2 separate regions of the Homo sapiens genome follow, and region 2 is linked to region 1. Evidence: chromatin contacts called from ENCODE Hi-C or POLR2A ChIA-PET data. All regions are on one chromosome and are shown on one strand. The core of a region is the stretch at or near the end of the contact, and the rest is flanking DNA. Distances in the headings are between cores, read along the strand shown. Region 1 overlaps DYM (dymeclin). Region 2 overlaps DYM (dymeclin).

What was found. Hi-C counts contacts between places; a loop is a spot of excess contacts on that map. ChIA-PET counts read pairs that join two places held with the same protein, here RNA polymerase II (POLR2A). Pooled maps may share reads with other maps.
Region 2: a loop to region 1 is called in a pooled map, with 2.7 times the contacts of the local background. The contact joins two enhancer-like sites. A Hi-C loop is called at or near these places in 1 of 37 single-sample maps with no recorded cell type and 2 of 50 pooled maps. POLR2A ChIA-PET finds 5 or more read pairs at or near these places in 2 of 52 experiments (PC-9 and naive thymus-derived CD4-positive, alpha-beta T cell).

Annotation. Positions count from the first base shown.
Region 1 is chr18:49,054,372-49,057,354 of GRCh38, reverse strand. The region is part of intron 17 of DYM (dymeclin); the gene reads left to right. Among named protein-coding and RNA genes, the nearest start is that of MIR4744, 6.1 kb to the right of the region's middle. Within about 2 kb of position 1,499, at least 12 of the 41 ENCODE cell types and tissues checked have a DNase peak (open chromatin) inside an H3K27ac peak, as active enhancers do.
Region 2 is chr18:49,397,614-49,400,596 of GRCh38, reverse strand. All of the region lies in intron 2 of DYM (dymeclin), which reads left to right. Among named protein-coding and RNA genes, the nearest start is that of DYM, 62 kb to the left of the region's middle. Within about 2 kb of position 1,401, at least 5 of the 41 ENCODE cell types and tissues checked have a DNase peak (open chromatin) inside an H3K27ac peak, as active enhancers do.

The sequences.
Region 1 (2,983 bases), core at 250-2,749:
TGGGCTCAAGGAGCAGCAGTCTGCAGAGGTGAAGTCCTTCCTCTCTGCGGTCTCTTTGTCTGATTGGTCAGCATCACTGCTTTGCCACCTCTGAATGTACTTTCCCTCTATCCTGCCCATGGTGTTATTGCTAGTTCATAAAGTTGTAAACTGTGAAACTGCTCCCTTCATAAGAAAATTACCAAAAAAAAAGTTCAGATCACATGGATTTATACCAGTGCAGTTAAATTTCTAGCCTGCCCAAGGCCAGATCAAGACCCTATTTTGGATATGGTGAGCCAGGTTTTACATTGCTAACACACTGAGATATGAAACTTACGACCTATGCCTTTTTGTACAGGAAAGGGTAAAAGCAGGAATTGGCCCAGGCCATGGCTCATACCTGTAGTCCCAGCACTTTGGGAGGCTGAGATGGGCAACAGATCTCTTGAGCCCCAGAATTCAAGACCAGCCTGGACAATGTGGCAAAAACATGTCTTTACAAAAAATACAAAAATGACCCAGGTGTGGCCGGGCGCGGTGGCTCACGCCTGTAATCGCAGCACTTTGGGAGGCCAAGGTGGGCGGATCATGAGGTCAGGAGATCGAGACCATCCTGGCTAACATGGTGAAACCCCGTCTCTACTAAAAATACAAAAAAAAAAAAAAAATTACCCAGTTGTGGTGGCATGCGCCTGTAGTCCCTGCTACTAGGGAGTCTAAAGTGGGAGGATCGCTTGAGCCTGGGAGGTTGAGGCTACAGTGAGCCGAGATCACACCAATGCACTCCAGCCTGGCCAACAGAGTGAGACTCTGTCTTTAAAAATAATAATAAAATAAATAAAGCAGGAATCATGAATGAAAAAGAATAGGCTTTTATTAATGGAGATTCAATCTTTGTTTCAGCTTACAAATACGAATATTTTTACACTCATTAGCCCTCTGTGAAGATTCTCCTCTCCTCAGTGGCATGTAGCCTGAGAGCCAAATCCTGTTTGATTTCTGATCACATCACCTGTCCCTTGCTTATTAGCTTTCTCTACTTTGGTTTTGGAAAACAGAGTTTCAAGTATTCTCTTTCTTTTCTACTCTGACAGTGTCAATGAAAATGGCCTGTCTTCAGTGGCTTTTAGGGGCTCTGTGGCAATGCTAGCAGAAAGCAGGGCCTGAGCCCATTTGGTGGCTCTTGAGTCTCTGAGTTGTCTGAAGAGTCCTGCCTCCATTTCAGGAAAGTGGGAGCAGAGGGTGACAGCTGAAGAGACAGGAACGACTTGAGAAACCCCAAAGTTTCCTTCAGCCTGCACCTCCCCCAGCCCCCTCATTACTCACTTCCCCTAGCCAGGCTCACGTGGCTGCTGGGCTGAGTCGCCTCAGCTGCCGTGGCAGTGTCACCACCTCCATCCTCACTGGCCAGCAGCGGGAAGCCGTTGTTCCATTAGAGTCAGCCGCTGGTTGCTTGTTCATCTTTTGGTGTGAGCCCTCCCAGGATATTTCCTGGAACGCTGGAGGGAAACATTTCTTCACCCAGCCTTTCCAGGCTTCAGCTCATCGTAGTCTTTGCCTTCCCATTCTCACGAAGGCGGGGAGACCTTTGTCCAAGAAAGGGAATTCAGGTTACTCACCCACAGCATGCTGCTGTGCTTTCGTTTAGCATTCTGCCCATTTGGCCCTCGGCATTTTGGGAAGCTCTGCAGCTTGGCCTGGGGCTACTAATGGGCAGGATCCCACCCAATCTGTTGAGAACCTCAAAGACAGCATCACTGCTGTGGGTTAGGAAGGACTCTTGGCACCTCGTATTCAGATTCTGTCTCTCATTAGTATCATCATCTTTGAAGACAGACAGCAGAATTCTCCACTTTTGCCCCCATCTCCTACCTTGGAATCAAAATATTCTCCTTCTCCCAGCCTCCTAAGTAGGAATTGATTTGCATCAGGCAGTTTGACTCAGTAATGCAGTCAGCCTTCCTGAGGAGTTGACGCGTAGGCAACTTCACCTGGTGCCCCGCAGCTGATGGCTTTTAGATCACGAGTCTCTGTCCTCCATCTGTCCCCTCGACTCTAGGCTTCCCAGGTGAACAGGCTTCCCTCAAGGCTGCCTCCGTGCCTCCACCCACCTCTCCAAACTTACCTCTAGCCACACCTCACTGCAGATCGGCCCCAGAAGGGTGCTGTCAGCCTCTGTCTGCTCCAGAGGGTCCCTCCACATGCAGTTCCAGCAACCCCCACCCCAGCCCTGTCTCCACAAGTCACAACCCTGCCCACACACCAAGGCAGCAGGAGAGTCTGTACCTTCCCACCAGCCCCCAGAAAAGAGAGAGAAATTGAAAACCGAAGATTAAGTTTCTCTCCTTTCTGTGAATCCCCTTAGCCTGGGTCTGTGACAGAGGTCCTACCAGGGACATTTGCTCAAGATTCAGACTCAAGGGGGCTTCCAGTTCTAGCCAATGATACGATGGTTTGTGGAGAGCTTGTCCCGAGCATGGGGCTCCACTTTATATCCTCCATGTTTTCCCGAAGAGTCTTTTCGCCCTTACTTACAAAAACTGTTAGTGTCACTTGTGGACACTCCACAGTGGTGAAACCATTTCCTGAGCTCAGGATCCGTGTCTGCCAACCTTGTAAGTGCCCCTCTTGGGTGGTAACTTAGTGCCCAGAGACCCCCTGCCCAAGTCCCTCTGTGTCGCCAGCCATGGTGTTCCTAGATATGCCATGTGTTGCAACTGTCTTTTGAGCCACTCTCATGATGGGCTTCTTAATTTTAACTTTGTGTTTCTTAACTTGTAACTTCTAATAAGTGGTCCTTTATAATTTCCTATATTTTAAATTTAGTTCTGGCCCAGCACAGTGGCTCACGCCTGTAATTCCTGCACTTTGGGAGGCCAAGGCGGGCAGATCACCTGAGGTCAGGAGTTCAAGACCAGCCTGGCCAACATGGTGAAACCCTATCTCTACTAAAAATACAACAAATTAGCCGGGCGTAGTGGCATGCCCCTCTAATCCCAGC
Region 2 (2,983 bases), core at 152-2,651, 340 kb before region 1:
ATGACTCCTTTAGTTAATAAATAATTACCAAGTGGTTTTTTTCTGGCTGAGCCACTGTATCAGACACAGTGGGGGATGTATAAGTGAATGAGATCTTCCTGTTCTCTTGGAGCTTATAATGTGGGCTCTGAAGATGCTTCTGCTCTAAAGTGTTGATTGTTGAACGAGGCAGTGGCAGTGGTGCTGTTTCAGATTGTGGCTGTGTGTTGGGGGATCCAGGCCTGGGGGACATAGTCACAGAATGGCAGGTGCTGGCTGGCTCACCACAGTGGGGAGCTTTCCAGATAATTCTGACAAATCAGACTGCTTCAAAAGGATATGCTCTTTTATATTTGGAAAGAAAGAAATGTCTTTTAGTCTGGGTGCTATGGCTCACACCTGTAATCTCAGCACTTTGGGAGGCCAAGGTGGGTGGATCACCTGAGGTCAGGAGTTCAAGACCAGTCTGGCCAACATGGTGAAACGTCGTCTCTACTAAAAATTCAAAAATTAGCCAGGCGTGGTGGCAAGTGCTTGTAATCCCAGCTACTTGGGAGGCTGAGGCAGGAGGATTGCTTGAGCCTGGGAGGCAGAGGTTGCAGTGAGCCAAGATCACTCACTGCACTCCAGCCTGGGTGATAAAGGAAGACTCCGTCTCAAAAAAAAAAAAAAAAAAAAAAAAAGAAAAATAAAAATAAATGTCTTTTAAAAAATATTTTAACAGAAATTTAAACTTGAGCGGCAGACCTTGCCTTGAGGGCTGGAGACTGGGAAGTGTTTCCTAAGGAGCCAGGGGAAATAATTCTGTCTCCTGGTAATGAAGGTCTGAGTGGTGTCTGACAGTGCCTAACTGCCTGCTCTGTACCAGGCTGGAATACTGTGATGAACAAGGAGCCCACAATCTAGTGGGGGCCATAGACAAGCAACTGGGCAATCTTACTGCTGCGTGCTCAGTTTTATGATTGAGAGCTGTTGGGTGTTGGGGTGGAGAATGGACTTCTTACCTTGTCTTAGGTGAGACCTGATCAAAGAAGGCTTCCTGGAAGGAGTGATGTCCAAACCAACCTCACTAATATACGTTGGAATTAATCCCCTTTTCAGGCTAATACTGTTGTAAAAATAAACCAGAGCCCTGTTTTGGTTTTTGTTTATACCCAAAACAAAAATGGAGAGACTGAACTTGGTATTCCAGCCGTCTAGAATACTTTTCCAGCTTTGTAGTTTGCCATTCCCCTGTGTTGATTAACCACCCCTTCCCAGGGCATGCCAGGCTCTCTGTGACTGCGATGCCTCTGCATGCACTATTCTCTTTGTTCTGCCTGCCTGATGTCTCTTGGCCCTTCAGGAAGAATAGTTACTTCCTCCAGGATAGCCTCTTTGATTCCTTCTATGGTACGTTGAGTGCACATCCTGTGAGCTCACACACAGGGCTGGTTTCATAATTCATACTTCCCCTGTACTGAACTGTCTGTCTGCTTTTTCATTCCTCCATGTAGCCTGGAGGCAGAGGCAGCATCTTTCACGAAGCCTAGCATGTCCTAGGCACCCAAGCACTATTTGCTGATGAACAAATTTAGCAGCTTCGAAGATTACAGCCATATGTGTATAATTGAAACTCTTGGTTCCAGTCAGCTTTAAAAGAGAGTGCCATTGACTGAAGAAAGTGAAATAGATTTTATGCATGTGGTCTAGTTATTAATTTCATAAAGCTTTTTACAATCCTTTGCATTTTATACCTCTTTTACTTTTTGTCTGAGTAACCAATAAACCGAGTAATTCATAGTTCCCATTTCTTGCCAACTACTAATGTGTATCATTAAATCTGACCACAGTGATTTATTAATTAGAAGTCTTCTGGTTGTCAACAAAAATCAGTTTTACTTACTATATGCCAGAAAAAGGGGAAGATGTGATGAAGACACTGGAGTGTCTCATAGAATCCAAGATCAGGAACACACTCAGGCTTCTGGAAGAACTGGTCCCAGGAATTGGAAAGCCATCAGCAATCCTGAGGGTCCTTTCTGTTTATGTCTTTCTTTCTGCAAAGCTTTTACTCATCTTTCTTACTAACTGGCTTTCTCTGCCACTCTGTCGGTAGAGGGTGGCCTCCCACAGCCCTAAACTATGCAGCCAAGTTCTAGCCAAATGGAAAGCCTGTCTTTCCATCTCAATTCTAAATTCTCTAAGACTTGGGCTAGGCTTGGGTTAGATGTCTATCCCTGGACTAGTCAGCTGTGGCCAGGAGCGGAGACATGCTGCACATATCTGTCTGCCTCTGCTCACCTCCGAAAAGTAGGTGGGAAGATAGAAAAAGGGGTAGGGAGGCAGCAGACAGAGAGACAGACAGCAGAGAGACATTGTAAGGCTGGCAGACACCTTATAAATATCTAATATGGTGAGTCTCCATAAACTACTACCCTTAAACTATATCATAGGATCACTTCTAGGTTATTTTGTTAAAAAAAGTCAGTCCTAGGTGAAACTTAAAAAATTTAACTTTAAAAAGACGATATCTTTTAAAATATGCATATAATTTGAGACTCTTAAGGTAACGGGATATTCACTATAGTTAGTAAGTCTTAGCTTTGTGTGTATATATGATTTTTATGCATGACACTCTTTAATTGCTGGGAGGTTCTAGCAGCTCTGTCCAGCAGAAATACAAGATAAGCCACATTTGTAATTTAAGGTTTTCTAGTAGCCACATTGAAAAAGTAAAATGAAAAAGGTGAATTTAATTTTAATGTATTTTATTTAACCCCAGTTTCCCAGATATAATCGTTATATGAATATAAAATTAATGAAATGTTTTACATTCTTTTAAAAACCTTTGAAATATGGTGTGTATTTTATGCTTTAGCAAATCTCAGTTTGGACCATTTCAGGTGGTCAGCAATTACACATGGCTAGAACTAAGAGCAATCAGTTTTCTTCCACAGTTTTTCTAAAATTTTCTTGTCAAAAATCTTGATGGTATGAATTACTCTTTTAAAAAGTGCACTTC